Regions from separate parts of the Homo sapiens genome. Here region 2 is linked to region 1. The links are chromatin loops, found by intact Hi-C in ENCODE. Cell type or tissue: PC-3. All regions are shown on one strand. Each heading gives the region's core, and the rest is flanking DNA. Links, peaks and the distances in the headings are about the cores only. Region 1 has its middle 480 kb from the start of FOXP1-AS1. Region 2 overlaps FOXP1 (forkhead box P1).

Evidence for each region. A loop is a pair of places that touch in the nucleus more often than their neighbours do. Peaks named below come from ENCODE experiments on the same cell type or tissue, not always from the same donor. Only the 100,000 strongest peaks of a DNase experiment are listed, where the experiment ranks them.
Region 2: it touches region 1 in a loop (2.2-fold over the local background); 1 of 110 quality-filtered maps calls a loop at or near these places.

What each region holds. Positions count from the first base shown.
Region 1 is chr3:70,800,077-70,812,069 of GRCh38, forward strand. It overlaps the pseudogene RNU6-281P. Among named protein-coding and RNA genes, the nearest start is that of FOXP1-AS1, 480 kb to the right of the region's middle. In PC-3, for the core only: a CTCF peak has its summit at 5,642 (motif pointing left); a DNase peak (open chromatin) is centred at 3,455; H3K4me3 peaks cover 3,083 bases; H3K27ac peaks cover 3,865 bases.
Region 2 is chr3:70,978,196-70,987,723 of GRCh38, forward strand. All of the region lies in intron 14 of FOXP1 (forkhead box P1), which reads right to left. Among named protein-coding and RNA genes, the nearest start is that of FOXP1-AS1, 310 kb to the right of the region's middle. RefSeq lists an enhancer at 7,043-8,084. In PC-3, for the core only: no CTCF peak of the experiment used is centred there; a DNase peak (open chromatin) is centred at 4,796; H3K4me3 peaks cover 1,566 bases; H3K27ac peaks cover 2,979 bases.

The DNA.
Region 1 (11,993 bases), core at 1,788-9,787:
AAGACTTCAGCTTTTACCCTATTTGAAATAGGGAATCATCACAGGGTTTTGAACAGAAGAGTGTCAAACTTTTGAAGCAGATCACTCTTGCTTAAAATCCTTCAGTGTCTTCCCATTGTTCTTTAGGTAAAATCTAGCATTCTTCACATAGCCCTTCAAGCCCAACAGAATGTGGTCTTTGTGTCATCTCACCATACTGATCTCTGGCTTCTCTCTTCCTCCCTCGTGTTTCTTCCAGTCCTTGAATGGGGTGCTACTCTCTACATCAGACAGAGCCTCCATCAGACACTCATAGCTACCTGAACTTGTCCTTCATAATAATACTTTCATACTAAACGGTTGATTGTGATTTCATGATCAGTTGTTAATTGTTTATGTTGCCTACCTGCACTGCTCTTCCCTGCTGGAAAGGAAGCTAGATTTAAGCAGCGATATTGTATCTTTCGTTCACTGATGTATCTCAAAGAATTAAACCAGTGCTTGGGACATAGTAGACAAATATCAATTGAATGAATGAATGTCTTATATATTAATATATTCCCAGTGTTTAACGCGGGGTCTATTCCATGATAGACCTTCTGTAATTTTTTTGTAGAATGAATAGATAATCAAATGGATGGATGAGTGAATAGATGATTGAATGAGTGAAAATAATGAATAAGTGAATGATGTATATTTCTATTATATTCCCAGTACTGAACTCAAAAGTCTGGCTTGTGGTAGCACATTCTGCATTTTTTTTTTTTTTTTTTGCTGTTGAGTGAATAGATAACTGAATAGATGGATGAATAGATGTTTGAATGTGTGAAAATATGGAAGGACTGAATAAACAAATGAATAAATGAATCATTTTTAGTCAAGTCAGAAGAGTTTCTGTCTTCCAAGAAGAATATCTCTTCTGCCCAGAGTGGGTCACTTGATCGGCCCATTAGTTCTCTATTTGGTTTCCTGCCATGGATATATTTTGAAGAACATTTTTATTAGCTTTGGAGTCACTTGCAAGGTACTCTTGAATTCTCTTTTGGCTTGCCTGCATTCTTGTTCACACCTGACCTGCCATAGTTTGCGGATCTCCCTGGTTTCCTTACTTGGGCCACATTTCCAAGTGTCCCTTTGATCTCTGGCACATACTTTTGCTAGGCTTCCAGTAAGGTGTTTTTAAACAGTCTCCAGATTTCCTGTGGCTTATTGACTTTTTAAATTATTCCTTTCATTTGTTTTTCCTAACCAGTGCCTACACTTGTTCTTAGGTTCCTTTTATAAAATTGAGTAACCACATGATATATAAATGTTCTCTCCCAGCCCAGAATGGTCACAGTGTTGTGATCACTCAGAGATACTTTTTCTTCCAGGTCCTGCCCACCACTCAAAGCCAAGTCTAAAATATTTTTCTTCCTTAATAATTCTAAAAGGCATTTTTCTAAGAGGAGATCATTTATCTTATCCAATAATATATTTGTAATCTATATGTGAACCCTGAATAAATTAGTCTCCAAGAAAGTACAGAGCATGCTGCGTATATGTGCTGTAGAATGAGTGTGTGTGTGTGTGTGTGTGTGTGTGTGTGTGTGTATACCGCATAAAGTAAAGGTACTTTAAAAACGATCTCATTTCTAAGTTGGAAAGTCTCTAATCATGATAACTCCTTTACAGAAACTAAAATCTATTCAAATAGGAGTCAGAAAACGTTTCTGGTTCCCATCTACACAGATCAAATGCTAGTTTGTCTCTTTGTTGTCCTATTTTCTCCTACCAAAGCCTATTTGAAGAAAGGAGTTCAGCAACCTAAGAGAAATAGAAATCATTTAACATAATGAAAAATTCGCTTTCACTTTTTTTAACCAAACATTTCATCAGTCAGGATTTTTCCTACCAAAGATGTTTATTTTCAACCATTTGCTTTATTTGGCTAAAAGGTACGTTCTTTGCTACATTTAATAGGCATGTGTATGCTGCTCAAACTAGAGATCACAGAGTTTTCATCTGCAAATTTTTACCAGACTAAAGTGAACCAAAGAACATGTTAGAAATTTGAGCCTATAGTGCATATATACTTCTCGCAAATATTTTAGCAGACTGTCTGTTTCTCAAAAATTTTATATGATAAAACACATCATCAGTGTTTACTCAGATTCTAGGTTGTGGTGCAAATGTAATAGATTTTGTCTTAAATAGTGAAAACTGGAAATACACCTTTTTCCACTTCAAACTTTTGAATTCGTCAAGTTATAATGAAGAAGCTTTAAAGATGTGGTGATATGTTTTCCACCCATGATATTGACATATGCACATAATTACCTTTTTTTTTCTTTTTGATACAATTTCATTATTTGTCATGCTGGCTGTGGCGTACCAATAAAGCCAAAATATCATATTAGAATTCATGACAGTTTTCACATTGTATTATCAATATGTGGAAATAATTGTCTGCTCTGAGATTAAATTACATTATTGTGTATCTTTTTCATGCCTAATAAATAATGATGGATGGCTTTTATTTTCATCACCACCTGCAACCATTTAGTCACCCCTTGATTGTTGAAGATAAAATAATAAAAGGCAAGTGTTATGTTGCAAGCAGAAGAATGTAGTCAAAACAGTTGTATGTTCCTTGTTTCCATTTGCATTATTTGAGTCCCTAAAGAGCAATGCATGGTGGTCTATAAAAGATAGCAACCTGGGAGAAACATGGCAAACAGTTCACGTAAATGAGGGGAGAAAGTGGGAAAATATTTTTTTCTAGTAGAACAATAATTATTTCTTGGTGCACGATTCTTAATCTGAAAATGAGTTTTTTGTTCTGCTGTGCAAATCAGTTACATGCAATCAGAATGCAAAGCAGAGGCACATCTTACTGTTTAGCCTTTTTAAATAGAAATGAAAACAGCCCGGAAATTGTAGCAAAGTTGAAAATGCATGCTAGGTAATTTTGAAATCCAAAGACATAAAACCATGCATAATAAAAAGGCCACTCTAAACTCATTACATTTTTTTGAAATTGGCAATTAGAAGGCTTAATTTTAAAATTAGAACTTGCATGTTTGGAAACTTATTAACTGTATTTTGAATGGTCAAGTCCATTGCCAATGTTAAAGTGTGTTTTGTTTACAATTCCACTGCCTCATAATTTGGTTTTATCTATGTCAGACCTGCTCAGATGCTTTTTTTTAATTGTTCAACATTATGCTTAAGCAAAATTGATTCACCTTTTCTGGTGAAACTTTCGAATTAAAATTATAATCAGCAAATGCTGTGAGTCTTAAGGGGAACAGAATTGCCTTGGAGGTTTATGATACTATTATATTTCATCTCGGAAGAATGTCAAGCTTTTTTACAAAATAAATATATGGTGTTTATAATGGAAACTAGTCATTTGATCATTTCAGTTATAACAGTGAGGTAAGAAAGCAAACTGTAGACAAAATCTTTTTTGATATTTGGTTATGAGTCACAGGTTGACTCTTTACAGAACAGTTTCGCATGTTTGGCTCTATTATCTTTAAATCAAAAGAAGACAATCTCAGGCATAGCAGAGACTGAGACCAAAATCCAAAGGTAATCCTATCAAATGTCAAGTTACTGCAGAGAAATGGCTTGAAAAATAGGCCAGTGGTCCATTATTTGATGAACCCCAAGTGAATGCATAAGCTTGCGAGTCTGTCTTTCGCCGGGTGTTCTATTAATGTTCTTCCCAATTGTTTTAGAGCATTCATTTAAAAACAGAGGGGCCTTTCCCTTGTTTATGGCTGTTTTGCTATCTGACTACCCATCTCCCTCTATAATTAAATGCCACGAATAAAATAATAATAAACATAATTTTATTTGTACCATTACTCACTGCAGAAATTACATCTTTACATTTCCTATGAGAATCAAAGAGCAGTCATGCCTCCTTCCTTCACATTTGAGAGAGCTGTGTAGAAGTCGGAGGCTTTTCTAGATTCTCTGAGCCTGGGGGGGAATTTTGTGGGTTAGCAACCTTTGAGACAAATTATTTTGCAGTGTGTACATATATACCTATCTTCCCTTGATGATCAAGATTTTACCTGGCCCATGTAAACACCTTGGAAGACTAATTCTATAAAACAGACTTGCATAAAAATCACCCACAACTTGAAACTGGGACATCTATCTGTGGGCATAACGCCATGCACTCTAAAGAAAGTAAGCTTTAGCACATGCTGCAAAACTCTTCTAATTAGAAGCCCCTGCTAGTCTTTTGTCCCTCAGTGCTCAGTGGAAGTTCTAAGAATCCAAAGCTTTACCCAAATGTACCTTGCCCCAAGCATCCTGATCTCACTCCCTGGTAACAGGAAGTTCCAGAATGACATCCTCATGGAATTGTTTTATTTTTCTCTTGCATTATCTCTCGTCTGTTGTGATTTTCTTCAGCCAAAGTCTCCCTGTCATGACCTACCAAAAAAGAAAACATGTTGAATAACTGCACCATAAATACACAAAATGGAAACGCTGAACTAGCTCCATTAAAATAAATCATTCTTAGTACTGTAAACCTTTTTGTTTTAATTTCACACTTTCTATCATCCTAGTGGTTTGCTAGTTCTAATAATGTTTCTGGAGTCTGTGCTACATATATGAAGACATTCAGGAGTTTTTAACAAACACAAAAATTATTAACTTTCCTGCCTTACGTATTTGCAAGAAGGGGATGTATGAACAAAATAACTTATATCCAAGCATGCAGCTGAAATATTGGAATGTGAAAACTCCCCTGCCATTAACAGTTAATAGTTCAGTGCTCTGGGGTAACAGCAGTTGCTCTGCACTTCTCAGAAAAACATTTGGGAAAAAATACTTTGGACTAATAAAATTAACGTTAGAATGACAACAAATTTCAACATCTGTGAAGCTTTTGGGGAACTTTCAACTCTTACCAATAATACATGCAATTTTATAATTTTTAGGCAACGTACCTATTTATAAAGGCAATTTTTAACATCAAAGGAAAAATTGCTTTATCTAAAATGTATACTCAATATTCAAAGCATTACCACAAGATAAGTAATTTTGGACAAAGATTCTTAAAACTACTAACTGAGCAGTAAATATTTGTTCAATTGGACATTCTAAATGTTGAAATGTGTTAGTCATTTTGGTTGAACTAATACAGTACAATGAGATTGCTTTCACTTTTCCAGCAGCCTTCTTAAGTCATTTTAGTGTTTAAAAACTAGTCCTGGGCTCCAGAAAACACTGTGTTAGGGAAGGAAAAACAGACTCTTTGGCTAGAGTTATGGAAGGAGGGTGGAACCTTATGAGTTACATGACTACATAAGATGTAGGCAATTTTATTTTGGCAACAAATTCAGGCTTTTGCATTGGGTTTTTTCTTAGACTGTTAATTCAAATACACATGCACGAATCTCCTACGAAAGGAAAGATTCTTACTCATCTGCAGAGCATAGATAACGATTAATTGTTCCATTTCATCTTTCAGGCTACAGTACTATGAGTTTAGGAACTCTGCAAACTGCGAAATGATCTGCCCCGGGGGAAGTGACTAGGATCACAATGTAATTACTCAAAAAATGGACTCAGATCATATCCCAAATCTACATGAAGAGAGGTATATGCTTGATAAATAGTAAAGATGATGTCAAAGATCAGCTTTCTCCCTCTGGTGGAATGTTCAGCACTCTCAGTTGTCTTCACAATATTATATATAAAGCACCTAGAACATAGAACCTTATGTGATGATCATTTCTCAGGTGAAATAGTGCACTGGACTATCCAGCTATTTCACTGGCTAGATGTTTATTTGGAAACTCAAAACAAAAACGCAGAATGACTGGTGACATTTATGATATTTGCCACTGGGCCAGTTGGACCTTCCTTCACGATGAAATAGGATCTCAGTCTCTAATCTGCATGTCCAGACCAAAGACAATTTGATGTAACTCCATTATAGCATATTTTAAACTTTTCTTGAAGTTCAGGAATATATCTTTCAGAATCCGTCAGTACTTCAGAAGCGTGGCTCGCCAAACCAATCAATCTAGTACAAAGTTTGTTTTTAGAATTCAAGTTCCTTGTTACTGCTTTGCAAGCAGATGTCTTCAAAGATATAATATGGTGAAGAGATTATGTGATTTTTGGGTGTAGCAATTCTGCCAGTTATAATTAAAAGGGCCAACATCCAAGTTTTGTTTTCTTTATAAACACTGCAGAGTGTGTCAGTGGCCAATCTAAAATTACCCACAGAGGAGTGTGTGCTCTCTTCTTTAGCACAAGATAATGAAGATGGTGTGTGAACGCACTATGGTTATAATAAGCTGATGGACTTGCGGTCCTACGCACAAACTTGTCCAAATGTAATTATAAGAGTTTTGAGAGAATTGTTGCTTCCTAAACTGACTAGTCAAGTGACTCAAAAGTTAATATCATCAAATTAACAGTCTGACTTTGAAGGTCTACAATTGTACCTTAGAAAATAAATACTTGCAATCAGTCATTCTTTCTTAAAGGGAAAAAGATATCTTTGAGAAGTGTCTCAATGCAGGGCAGTCTATTCAGCATTCTCTCTATGTATTGCTTCTGGAGAGGTGAATTGAGTCTAAAAATAAAAAGTAACAAAGGGCTGAGCGTCCAGCTCTTTCCCTCGTGTGTGGAGGAGAGAAGGCCAGTCTGAACCTGCGCTGGTGTTGATGTGGTTGAGAGGGTGCGTTTGTCAGGCTCTGCAGCCTGGATCGCAAGGGTGAGAAATACAGTCGGGGCCCCGAGAAGGAAAAGGAATATCTCAAGGTGATTACTGAATCATAAGCCTCCATAGCAGCAGTTCTCATATACAGAGAGAAAGAAAACAAGTCTATATAAAAGATTCAAGATATCAACATCTCATTCTCTTGGGAACTGGAAAACAATCTGAGACAGAGGGACATGGTTGTCAGAAATCTGGGTAGATCAGAGAGGGAAGCCAAGCAGGTCTTTCTCCTTTGTGTTTTGGGCACAGTCCTTCATAAATTTTGTGGACAAACTGTGGTGTCTCCTTATCTTCCAAATAATGAGTGTCAAAGCATCCCAGTGTCTTTTGAGGGGAGTCCTCTTACTTGGTTGCTGTGGATGAGTGACTTGCAGGTTTCCACAGGGGATTGGATGCTAGGGCAACTGATAACAAAAATCTCACTCACACCAGCCTCGTAGTTCACTGCAATCTCATTTGCTTTGGATGTTCACACTGGCCTAAGACCAATGTCTCCTGTCTCAAACTTGCCATATTGAACTACTGATCTATAATGGTAAAAAAAAAAAAAAAAAAAAAAAAAAAAAAGACACAAAGGTGAAAGTAACAAGTTTACCAAAACACCAATCATCCAAATCCCAAAAACTTTTCCTTTGCTGAACTGTTTTTATATTTCCTTTTTTCCTGAGCTATGTCTCTCTCTTTTTTTTTTTTTTTTTTTTTTTTTGAGACGGTGTCTCACTCTGTCACCCAGGCTGGAGTGCAGTGGCACAATCTCAGCTCAGTGAAACCTCTGCCTTCTGGGCTCAGGTGATTCTCCCACCTAAGGCTCCCAAGTAGCTGGGACTACAGGTACATGCCGCCAGGCTTGGCCAATTTTTTTGTATTTTTTTTGTAGAGACAAGGTTTTACCATGTTACTTAGGCTGGTCTCGAACTCCTGGACTCAAGTGATCCACCCATCTTGTCCTCTCAAAATACTGGTATTACAGGCATGAGCCACCACACCCAGCCAGGTACATGTATCTTGACAGGTGAGTCTCATATTACCACATACTCCCTTCATATAAATATAGGTACATGTTCATGTCCAATCCATTCCCCAAAATGTAGCCAGAGCAGTGTTTTTCAAAGGGCAAAGGGCAAATGTCATTCTTTAGTGTCTAAGTGAAGAGTAAAATACTTCCTCTAACCTGTACTCTTATCTAGGCTCACCTGACCCATTTCCCTTCACTCTGCCTGCTCCACCCACTCTGACCCTCTTTCATTTTGTCTCCTGCCATCTGACTTTCATGTGGTAACCACACATCTGCCCCTCTCAGCATGGAATCCTTCCTCATGGATGCCTCCCTAATGAAGTCAAATATTTCTATTTTTATGTCTGATAGGATCATGATTCTGTATGTCATAGAAAGGAGCATGGTTATAATTTTACATTTATATGTGTATCCATTGGTCAACATCTACTTCCTGGACTATAAGCTCTGTGGACTATAACCACGCCTATTTGGCTTTTTATGGTATCCCCCGAACTTATCCAATGCTTGGAAAATAACACTCAAAAACATTTCAGAGTACTCAGTTCAAAGCACATATACTAAAATTGGAACAATACGGAGATTAGCATGGCCTCTGCACAAGGATGACACGCAAATTTGTGGAACATTCTATATTTTTCTGTCACATGTTCTCAAATGTAGGAGCTAAAAAAAAGTTGACCTTATGGAAATAGAGAGTAGAATGATCATTACCAGAGAGGCCAGGGAGGGTACTGAGGAGGTGGTGGGGATGAAGATTGGTTAGTCAGTGGATCTACACTTGAGTTAGATAGAAGGAATGACATCTAATGTTCAGTAACATAATAGAGCAAGTACAATTAAAAATAATTTATTGTATATTTTAAAATAACTATAGAAGTAGAATTGGAATGTTCCTAACACAAAGAAATAATAAGTGTTTGAGGTGATGGATATTCTAATTACCCTAATTTGATCATTACCCACTCTCTGCCTGTATCAAATTATTGCATATACCCCACAAATATATACTACTATGTATTCATGAAAATTAAAATTTAAAATATTAAAATTTAAAAAAAAATTCTGAGATGAGGGAATAAATGTCCAGACACATTTCAATTAAGTTGTCATATGTTACAAAGGCCATATTTCTATATTATATACTATATAATATCTGGTGGAACTCCTAAAGAATATAGTTGGGGATTTCTCTAACTATTACACTATCATTACTAATCAGGTTAAGTAACCCTAGTTGTTGAAACACACAGTCCCAGCATTTCAGCAGATTAACATAACAGAGGGTGATGTGTCACCCTTGGCACAGTCAAATTTGGGTTGAGAGTGTGGGGTCACTCTGCTCCACAGAGTCATACATGGACCCAGTCTCCTTACTTCTACTGTTCAGACCTCCCTTAAGTCTCAGAATCCTCCCTAGATTCTTGAGATCTATCATCCAACAAGCGAAGAAAGAGAAGAGTGAGACCTGGAAGTGGCTATATCACTCTGTCCACATTCTATTGGCCAAAACATCATTGTACGATCCCATCTGGTTGCAAGGTAGGTTGGGAAATGTGGCCTTCCTAGTGCTACCCATCATTTTGGTTTAGCTCCAGTTAGGTAAGATGACTAAAATTTGCCAGCAGTTACTAGATACTCCAAAAACTATATTATCAGCAAGGAAGGGAGAACAGTACTCAAAACCAAACTCTCAAGTAAGGAAAGTGCCAACATTAAATGGACTGATTTAGTGGTATTGTGTCTGTCTAGGAATGTGCTACATGGTTTGGTAAATACAGTTTTCCTACAGCAGAGAATCTCAAAACAAGTACATTTTAAAAATGAACTTTGAAGAATCAGCTGGAGGGTATACAGATTTTCATATTCACTTTAGGATTTTTCATTTTCATATTGTACTAGTTAATGTGCCAAAATGAAAATAGCTTTCCACAAAATGGAAGTTACACTATAAAGTTGGAATTGGTATTATCTGCTGCTGAATTGCAATGGAATCTCAAAAGGAGTGATGTAACTATGGAAGCAGGATCTTCTCCTTGAATGTTTCGCTAAGATTCTGTCAAACAGATCAGGAAAACGGAATATATGCAAGATTGACTTTGCAATCAACAAGCACAAAAAGGCCCTGGTAGATAAATCAGTTGAAAGAGAACATATACAATGACTGACTGGCAGTATTGTAAGACACCATTTGAGGTTTGACATTGAAGATATTCTTGAAGAATAATTTATCTGAGAAAAGATCAACTTGCTCTATAGAAGTGCCAAATTTAGAGTTATCCTACTTAATGCATCAACATCAACCTTAATATTTGGGAAGGTTTTTCTCTTTTAATTTAAGTTGTTCCTTCAAGAAAATATGTAGCATGGACCTATTTTTGCTCTTTGATGTACAAAGCAGACATTAAATTGGATTTCAGATTCAGTGACAGAGGCGGACTAAGATTAAACACCAAGGTCGTCTATGAAATTGATTGAATCATTTGTTTAATCATGGCATACCTCGCCATAGAGAAGTGCTTACCAACTTTATGCTTTTATCTTTACTAGTCAGCAATTCATTGAATACCTTTTATTATCATTGCTTTCTTCTATTTTCAGGGCAGGAGAGGGCAGTAGGTAGCATCGTTCTTGGTCACTATTACCATCTGTCTCTCTCATTCTCTTTTTACCTCACTTCTTAGATGACAGAAGGTGACATCTCAACTAACTCCCATATTTCATTGACTCTAAGATACTGTAAATTGTAAGGCACACTATTTTTTTTTACTTACCACTAAGAAAGAAAAACATGGCTGCTTAAACTTCACCGTAATGCTTTCTTATCACCTAGAATTTTTATTCTATACTTATCAAAATAACAGTTTTAAACTTTGTCACATATTTGTATCATATTTCACGCTTGTGAAAACACAAAAAAGTAAGTAAAATAAATGGTTAAAATACCTAAAATTTCTGCATATTTATAGTTTAACCCATCCAAATTCATTTTTTACACAGTTGTTGATATTTGTGTTTTTCAATATATTCTTAAGTTCTGCACTATTTGAATATTAGCATCCTTAAATTATTATCTCCAAGACTTTCTTCCAAACTGCTGACACTCACTGCTGCAGTGAGCTTTCCTGAGCAAGCACAGGTGATAACTCTGTCACAACCACTGCCTGGTCAGCAGCAATGTTAAGGTGCTTTAAAAAAAAAAAAAAAGTACATCAAGAATTTGTTAAATACAATCTGTGGTTTAAGATGCATCTGAAAATATAACCCAACAGCTTACCTCTGTTCCTTAATTGGTCTGGTGTTTTCTGAATATAAAATATAACTACCATTACATGTCTTTAGCCTTTTATGTTAATATAGGTGTTTACTTGTAAAGGACACTCCTTCCTTCTTGGTATAAACTCTTTGAATTATGATTTCAACAAATGTTTCATTCACCATCTTAATTGTAATTCACAAATTATTTTGTGGAAACAACAAACTTCCCATGAAATTCATGTAGGTAACATATATTAAAATCTTTATGTTTCTGTTTTTACTCAAACTTTGCAAGTTCAAATGTTAACTTCATCTAGCCACTCAAAGACAATGGCAGTTCAACATAGGCATTCCTCAGGTAATGTGTTATTGCATTCCTGAAGAACTGTGATTAAATCAAACATTCATAAATAGAATCATGTTTTCCTACTGTCTTAGATTTTTATATCAGAGCTCGCTTTTTTCAGCTTCTGCTAGATCTTAAACATTCTATCCTTTCTCGAAACTAGCCTTTACCTTGATCTCCTTTTCTCCTGCCCACATCTCTCTTTAAGATAAAGTTATGCAAACTTGAGCTTAATTTACTTGGGAGTGCTCAACGTTTGAAATAAGCTCCCCACAAATACTCTTGTGATGTCTTAAAATTAACGTGTCTTGCGATTAATAAACCCAATGATTTAGATTTGTTTTATTTTACAGGCTGGCTTACACTGGGGACATTTTGGTTTCCATTTATGGGGTAACACCCCTAAACATGTTCTGCTGAACATTGTAACCCATCCTAACAACTTTGCCATAAAAGCAAAGAATTTTTTATCAACTCCATTATTTTTTATTTGTGTTTTAATTGTTTTTTCCTATGTGTTTGTTTTAAAATGCATTTTCCATGGTAGTAGCTATGCAAGCCTTAGAAATGCAACTAGACAGATGTACTGACCACGGTTACCAAGGGAGCAGTTTCCTTGGCAATGGCCAACAGTCATCAAAGCAGTTCACGTT
Region 2 (9,528 bases), core at 549-8,548, 180 kb after region 1:
ACTTAGGATGCAGTGTAAGATATCTCTGGCAGCGGTCTCTTTTCCAAAGGCTGCTACATGGGTGTTTACAGGCTCAAAAAGGGGTTACCTACCTGAGGGAGTGTGAGAAACCCTGAGTCAAGACATTTATTTCATTGTGATGTCTCACCTATAGGCTTTGATCGCCCATCAGGCCTTGTCAACCTCAAAGAGGGAGAGAAGTCCTTAGCAATACCAGTGAAGCTGAGTATTTTAGGTGACACCAGTTGGGATACGCTGGTGTAGATCTGAAGAAGTGTCCAGCAGAATTTCTGCAATATGCTAGCACAACCAAAGAGCTGTTTTTACTTGATTTTTATTAAAATTAAACTTTAATAAATGTAAATGGAAAGAGCCCCATGTGGCTAGTAGCTACCATACTAGACAGCCCAGGAAGAGCCTACTGAGCTCCCTCATGCAGCTTCGTGGATGACGAGAACTCCTGCAAATATGTGTGGCCTATTTATTACTCATATTAAACACAATGGGCCTGACCCCACCAGCTGTCATTTGTTTCTATCAATCAATCAATCAGTTGGCAGAAAATAATCCTTAACAGCATTATGAATAACCTTTATTAAATCTATCAAATACAGGCTTGGGATCTGTTAATTTTTTTTATTGTGACATTCTTTTACAGAATACGGGAGATCTGCAACTGAGGTTTTTGATTTTTTTCCTTCAAGTTTTGAATGTTCTATAAAATGGGAAATAATCTGCTTCAAGTTAGGAAATGAATATTACTTATTTGAAGTAGAAGAGAATAAAATAGGCCGGGCATGGTGGCTCACACCTGTAATCCCAGCACCTTGGGAGGCTGAGGTGGGAGGATCTCTTGAGGCCAGGAGTTTGAAACCAGGCTGGACAACATGGTGAAACTCTGTCTCCATTAACGCACACACATACACACACACACAAATTAGCCATGTGTGGTGGCACATGCCTGTAGTCCCAGCTACCTAGGAGGCTGAGGTGGGAAGATAGCTTGAGTCTGGGAGGCAGAGGTTGCAGTGAGCTGAGATCACCACTGCATTCCAGCCTGGGTGATAGAGTGAGACTCTACCTCAAAAAAAAAAAAAAAAAAAAAAAAAAAAAAAAAAAAAAAAAGAAAAAAATAAATTAATGAGCACTGTTTCAATTTATCTTTCTTATCTTCACCTTAAAGTACTGTTCTTACAAATACTAAAAGGCATAACCCTTCCCCAAAATTTGTTGCAACAGAAATATTATTTTACGTCTGGCAATGCTGAAGAATTTGGTTGTTTTCAGCGTATGTATTACTGTTTATGTGCTGTCTCAGATACACAGACCCACCCTAAAATCCAATAAACTTCAGCAAAGTAGGCTTACTTGGTAATATTTTCTCAAACCAGATTTCAAATCACTTACCATAGTAAGTCTATTTCACCAAGTCTAATTCACCATTGCTATAGTCAGTCTTAAGTACAAGGCAGTATTTGTGGAAGGTATTAAAAATGAGATTCCTCTGAGATCATAATCAAAGAACTTATTAAAAGAGAGTTCCAATATGTTGGGAAGACTCGACCTTTACTCACACTCTAGTTAAAAAAAAAAAAAAAGGGAGGGGGGCCTGAGAATCCTCTCTAATATGTTTCAGGAGAGTTTCATAAAAAAGCAATGAACCTGAAGAAAAGAAAGATCAAATATCATGAAGAAATACTAATGGAAAAATGTAAACATGGCGCTGGAAACAGAATGTTGTGAGCTTTGAGTTGTGCTTTCCTTTTTATTTTCAGCGTAGAATGTTGTCTCGGTGAGCAAGAGACAATGCCTGCGAAGAGCAAGCTCTGGAGATGGCACTGCCCTTACAAATGCCCCAGCAAGCTGAGCAGATGCCATGAGCGGGTTTTTCTCTATAATGTTGGAAACCTGGCTTTCTGACACACATTTGCAAACTAAGTGTGAACAGTTCAGAGTAGCAGCCGCAGGATGGGGCAGAGCTGAGAAGCCAAGGGGGGAAGAGTTGGGGCTGACCTCTTCTTCACCTCGGGCCTTAATCACTGACCAAGTCCAGGAACAGTATGTATAAGCATCAGCCCAAGCAAAGGGTCAAGGAAATTAGTGCATGAAAGGCTAATGCTCATAAATATACAGCTTTTATAATTCAGACGCTGCTAAGCCTAAGAATCTCAGAGCGCTTTGGAAAGTCATGGGTAACATTTGTAAAAATCATGTTTTAAAACCACCTGCCACTGTGTGGTCTCCTTCAATTCTCATACCACCACTAATATCTGAGATGTTATTACTCATACTTTACAGATAAGCAAACTGAGGCTTGGAGAGATTAAATAATTTGCCCATATTCCCAACCCAGACCCAAGGTCAAACCACACACTTGTATGATTCTAGATCCTTTGTATAATCATCTTATGCCTAGTTAATAGCAAAAATGAACACTAACCAGTTTCATTTTTCTGTATGCTCATTTTTGGAAAAGATTCCGTGCAGAGCATTTTATCCCTGCTTATGCATGACAATCAACACGTGTAACTGAGCAAATATAAGGCAGTTACTCCTACAATGACAAAAACAGGAAGAAAACAGCTAATTGCTGCCCTTGAAGCGCTTACCATCAAACACATACGTCAGTCAAAGGGCAAAGGTACACAGTAACCACAAAGCAGTTCTGAGGACTGACTATACTTCTCGGCTTCTCTTTTCAGTTTAAGAACTTTTCCCTAAACACTGTGGCTTTCTGAAAGATGCAATGAAAATTACAAACACAAATGTCCTTCATGCCTGCTCCCTTTCAGTTTTGGGAGGAAGATCACCAAGTTAACTGAGTTCCAGTTTCATTGTCAGAAATCAAAACTCATTCAGCAAGTGCAAGCCCATCTTTTTGGGTGTTCACAGCTACGAAGAATAGACAAATCCCACAGTAAAATGTCATCAAAATGCCGAAAGGATGTGAGCCTTGTAGCTATTACCAAGATCGCACCACTAGGACTCTTTCTACCAAAAAAAAAAAAAAAAAAAAAAAAAAAGCAACAGCGAAAAATAAAATCCCTCCAAGTTAGCACAATCCACAAAGGAAGAGATGAAGGTAGAATTTTCTGGAGGCTTTTGAACATTAGCAAGTGGGAATAAATACTGAGCCAGAAGAGAGCAGAGAGGGGGCTTACCAGGCTTGACAAATGACACCGTGATTCACACCCACTGCTGGGCTGTCTCTAATAAGCCACAGAGGAAGCAGCCAATCTCAGCTAATTACCAGATAAAAATGTATTGTAAGGACTCTAATTAGGAGACGCGGATGGAGGTGATCTAATGATTAAATGCTGCATTCGACTGACCCCACCATCAATGTGCAGTGGTGCAAGATGTCACTGGAATATTTTGTAGAAACAGTAATTTTATTTCGAGGAGGGGAGGCAGTAATATTTGTAATGATGGCTATGAGGTAAACTAATTAAAAGACAGTTCCTAGAGGAAGAGGGTGGCTGAGAGCAGCTGTGGCCATTCCAAAACCAAGTGCCAAGTCTCAATAGAGGAGCTGCAGTCAAGTGGAAAATTTCTGCCTGACCTCTGCCCTTGCTATTAATTTGCAGGAAAACTAATGACACATATACATATTCCCACAAAATTGTTCTAATTGCTAATTTGCCAAAGGAGCCCAGATTCCAAATTAAACATGACTAGCCCGTGAGGGAAGGAAGAAGAAAAAGCTGTACACTCCAAACACAGGGTGCTTTGCCACACAAAATCATTTGAAGGCTGAACCAACAAGTTAATGAAATGTCAACCTTGTCAACTGGTACAGAAGTTTCTTAACTTTTAAACTTCTGTTTGATGATCACATGCTTGTCTGGAGGAGAAACCATCTTCGAAAGGGAAGGTTGAGAGAGAAAGAATGGAGAAGAAAGACTCAAAGCAGGCTCTGTGTTCAAACCAAACCTGCTCTCTTAATTAAGGCCTCTTTGAAAAAAGAGTGCCCCCCCAAAAAAAATTAATTACAGACTTAGAACAGAAGAGCAAATGGGGAATGGTGTGTGTTTTTGCTGTAATCTTGAAATATTCATCTTAATTGTAAACTATTAAATCTTAATGTAATCATCAATTAGAAATGAAAGCATATGTGCTTTGTGTTTCTGATTGCAGTTCAGGTTTTAAAAGATAATTTTTTCTGGGGCATGGGGCAGGAAGGGAATGGACTGGGAGGGTTTCTTTTCCTGATGGAAAGCCTATTTTTCTTATTGTGTTCCTTTTCTATTTAAAAGAAGTTGCTATGTTTAGAAAAGTCAGTAACTCTGATATTTTCTACATGGCAAGTTTCCATCATGTGATGATTTCAGCAAAGATAATCTCTTTGAAACTCTGGCCAAAAGTTAAATTCTTATGTCATTTAAAATTGCTGTAGGGTTTTATTTTTTAAATTTATTTGTACTCTCAGGCATCAGCTTTTCTTTTAGCCATCGAAACTATTCAAACTTGGTTGGCTACCCACTATTCTGCTTAGTCCCTTTTTTTTTTTAATTAATTAATCTTTCTTTAGTTTTTAACAGTAATCTCCCCTCCTGTTTAAAGATGATGAGTCACTCACATTAAAAAAATAAACTGCTGATGTAAACCCCTGACAGAAACAGACTTGTAAGTATTCCCATAAGAACTCATTTTTATTTTTGTTTGTGCTCTTGCCTCACATGAAAACAGATTCTGAGAACAAAAGACAAACCTGAAACCCAAACACCAAGGGACACAACTGCGTAGTAGGGACTTTCGGGCTCACAGAACTTGTTTTTCTGCTCTTGTTTTACTGGCCTGAGCCAGCTCAAGTCCTGCTTTAACTGCATGGCAGTGTCATTTCTGGGCATGAATCACTGAGTTCAGAGACGGCCTTTCTGAGGCTGGAGGGACGTTACCAGGCCGTGCGGAGGGCAGGACAATGGGTGGCAGCCTTTGTTACAAGCCTTTCCTTTCCTTTCCTTTACCATCTCAGCCTGGCCCTGTTTTAGAGAAGCGAACTCGTGGAAGGTTATGACTTACTTAGAAGGTGGTGGTACTGGCAGGGATACTAAAAGCAAAAACAAAAAAATTCTAGTTGAAAGGTTGGTGGGGGTGGGGCACTTAATGAAAAACAGTATATAAAACAGCTTTTGTGTATTGTGCCTAAGAATCCCTTTTTATGACTGCTTAATATTATTTCTCCAACTCTAAAGCAAGGACCCAGGCAGCCCAAATGATCCTTGAAGAGTTAAAAGACCCTTTCTTTTCGGGGGGGCACTTTGTTTTTATAGGAGCTAAAAACTCTTTCAAAACAGTCCTAATGGCTATGGTTAGAGGAAAAGAAAATGTATAAAAATGAAAATCTAATACTATATTTCATTACAAATATCCAAGTTCCTGTAAGTGCTTTATAAGATTTTCGTCAAGAAGAATATACCACCTACACTGTAATTACGTGCCCACCAAATCTAAAAGAATGTGGTTTCTCCAGGAGCAGAAGTTGTTCTCTGATGTGCAGGAATACCCTAAAGCAAAGCGTTCTTCTCATGTACTCAGTATTATAAAATACGATTTACAGTGTTTTCCTGACATAATGACAGAGTGTGAAAAGTCTTTTTAAGAAATCCGTAGTAATTTAATAAAGTCATCATATCACAGACATGTTTCTTTTTGTTTTTGTTTTGTCCTCTTAGTTTTTCACTCCCTCCCCCAAATGAAGTATCTTGGCAAATTCTCCACAGAGTAAGCACGGAGAAATTAACCTCCAAGCAAGACATTTGGGTGTTTACTTTGAGAATGTTTACTGAGTCTGGAACAAAAGAATATCAATCATTTTCATTAGGGCAGTTTACTATTGTTTGTTTTTGCTTTTCTTTCCATAGAAAAGAATAGAATCTTTTAAAATAACAAGAAATGTGGCCATTCTAAATGTAAGAACTGCTTTTCGGCTCTATGTACCTGAGAGCTAGAGCTTAGGGCTGCTCTGGTCAACTTACACATACTACATACGTCCACGCAGGGTCCAGTCTTTATAAAATTAAAAGTTTGAAAAGCTTGTCTTAACTGATGTTGGCTATTCCTTTTCTTCCTCTACACTGATACTCACCAATCAGAGGGACCGATCTGGGCACCCACTCTTAACCTAAGGAAAGGTTCACAAGGCTGACCTCTTACCATTTCTTCCTGCTCATCTTGTAGGTTTCAGCTTAGACATCATTTCTCCCAGCAATCTCCCCTGACTTTACCATTCTGGGTCAGCTGTTCTACTTACAGGTAGTGCAATTCACGGAAAGTGAGACTGTGTGAGTATGTATGTAGTTTATCTGTTATTTCTTTTACCAGACTCTGAACACCTCCATGGCAGGGATGGGCCTTGCTCATGTGACTGACTACTTGTCACGTATGTCACATGCTCAAGAAATATTTGTTGATGGAATAGTTTGATTTTAAATGCAGAAATTCCCTTTCCATAACCAACCTGCACCTTGAGTCTTTGGTTTTGTTCTGAAAGGAAGATTTTACTTAGGTTTAAAGAGATGTGATAGCAAGCAGGAAGAAAGGCCGTCGAAGGAGTCTGAGGGATGGGAAGCCCGTGAGCTCCTGCCCCAGTTCACCCATAAGCTTTCTTCCTCAGATCCATGTCCAAAAACTTGGGCACCTTCCCGAGATGAGCGTATCCTCTAACTATCCAAATCTGATGAGTCCCACAATAAGATCCAGAAAATGCGTCTATGAGCTGATGTAAAAACAATCTAAGAACGTTTTAGCAGTTTCTTTGATGCAATGAAATGAGGACTGGTTGGATGATTGGATACAGCAAATGACACTTAACACCCAAATGGCATTTAGTGAAAAGCAACATTTACAGCAAAGCATTCTATCACTTAGTGACTAAGAATTTTAAAATAAACACGAGGTTTCTTCTACACAGAAATGGAAAAAAGAAAAAGCTTCATGAACTTACTGGCAAGGTTGTAACATGAAAGTCCCCATCTATGGTTAGATTTGAATCCTGGTGACTGCCTGTTTCAAATTAAAGATTCTAGAAGGATACTCATTCAAACAAACGCCATGCATTCTATTATTTAGGGCGGAATAAATTAATTACAGACTGCAGGGAATATTTTGCACATGAGAATCAGTCACCAGATAGCTCTGGGCCCTTAAAGTTGAAAGCATCAAGGGTTTGCTGTATGTGTGTGCCCTTTTTTTTTTCTTTTTGGCAAAGAAGTGAAAATTTATGCAAAACATTACACGTCTACCTTTTATAATTAATTTCCCAATGCCTCACCTATACATATTTTAATAATTCCTGATTTATAAGATGGTATCTTTAATAAAATTTTCTATTTTCCAATAAATGAAAAGAAGGCAGGTTCACTCCGACAACAGAGTGTCACACAATATCTGCTTGTCAGGCACCAATTTTTACTTCTTACATGTAAGTTAAAGGATAAGGAATTTATAATGCTGCCTGTGAAGGGAACCACTTTTCATACACAAATGTGATCTTTTTTTTTTTCAAAGGGTAATACAACAGTACATTTACATAAACTAATCCAAACAATCTATGTATTTGACAATGGCAAACCTCACACAGACGGCCTATTGTTGGTTTACATCTTGGAGTTCTTTATATTGGCTTGTAGCGCTGCTCTAGCTGTCAAAGGTTTGACTTGGACTCTAAATAAATGGTTATAGAAGTGCTGTGCAGCGATATTGGACTTCTTTGCAAAAGAAAACCTGCTGTGTATGAATTCAAAAGCTATTAATTTTTCAGTCAAAAATATTCGTGCCGATTTCTTCTAATAAAGAAATACTGTGCTGAGCTACTAAGAGATAATGTTGACTAGTGGTAGAGAATTTTCAATAGAGCAGTTAAAAATAAATTTAGTAGGAGGTCCCCTTCAAAGTTACAATTTTCTAGAAAGTAAAACATTTTTTTTTAATACTAATCAAGACAAACCTTCCATCCCTGTTCACTTCCCCCCATGCTTTTCCCTGTTTACCAGCTGCTTAACACTGGTCCACGTGAAGAATCCCAATGGTCCTTTTGTGGCCCACAGGGGCTTACACACATGGTGCTCTCTGCCAACACCCAGCCCGGTCACTCGCCAAGCGCCCTACGGGGTTTTGTAGTTCCTTATCTTTAATTGTATCCTTCCTCTTCCCAAGAAGCCCCAAGATCCAGGCCTACAGTGCTGGGTCCAACCATTATCCTATCACTGTTTTTAATCCGTGGAGGAAGACAGAGATAATCTCATTCTCTCGCTTGCTGCTAGGTGCAAAGATTTGAACCCTTCAATCTGGGAAAACCATTTCACTAAAGCCATCTGAAGACTTTCAAAAAGTTCCAAGGCAGTGAATGCCCTGTGCAATTGGCTATGCTTCTTCGAGATGACTTCAGCCAAGTTGTCTCAGAGGCTCACCATTTTGCTTAGCTGGGTTCTAGAAGGAGGGGTTGCTAGAAATAGCACAGCTGACTACTGATGCCACAACAGTGAATGACCTGGTTCTTTTTTTTCCTTTCTTTTTGGTAGCCTACACATCTAGTCCTATAGCCATTTACTGTAAAATAATACACGGAAACTAAGGACTCCTTCCTGGTAAAAATGGATGCACGAAGTGTTTAATAATTTTATGTCCTTTATCTCAGTAATGTGTTCTGTTTCAGACATTAATTTTGCCTGCCAACTGCATCTTGGCAGGCTACCATATTTGCTGGGTTAATAGTCTGACTCCGTTTTATTTCTATCACCATAAATCATACATATATGGGTGTATGTTTGCTTTATTTATAGAAAAAAATCAGTCAAAACAGATAAACCAATACTTTGCCATTACGCTGCATCATTGCATATTGATTAAAATCGCTGGTACTAACTATAGATTGTCAACGCTCAATTAATTTTCACACAGTGACTCCAAGCAAAATCAAATAAAGGCAGTGTACCTTTAAATTTTACAAATCTTAAAATCAAGAAGCAAAGCACTGTCTCCATTTTGAATAATCAGTTAAAGCTACTAGGAGAATTTTAGAAACGTAAGAGGAATATGACCGTTAAAGAGATCGATTTATTACAAGGAAGGAGGTCCAAGACAAACTTTTAGGTTCAGACACGATCCTTCTGCTTCGGTATTAACAGCCTGTGCTGGGATGACACCCTTCAAGGTCCAGTAAAAGGGAATAAGGCAAGAAAGAGGAGATTCTTACAAATTAAATGTAATTTCAGTATACTGTGTTTGGTCTCCTAACTGTGAAGGAATAATTTTCATTTCAAACTCCTTAGTAACCATTAGAGCCTCTCCATAATTTAGCCTCTGACTATTCCAACACTAGGTTTCCTATGTCTTTCCTCTGTTAAGAGTTAGACTGGACTACTACTCCCTGCTCTTTTTCCTACACACCACTGTCTCTCAGCTTACCCGAGCTGAAATGCCTCTTTGCTTTGCTGTCATGGTTTAGCTGTCTTCTCTGCGTTCCTACCATTCAGAAAGATTTTCTTTTTCCAGGGAGCTCTCATAATGTATTTCAGTACCTTGCTT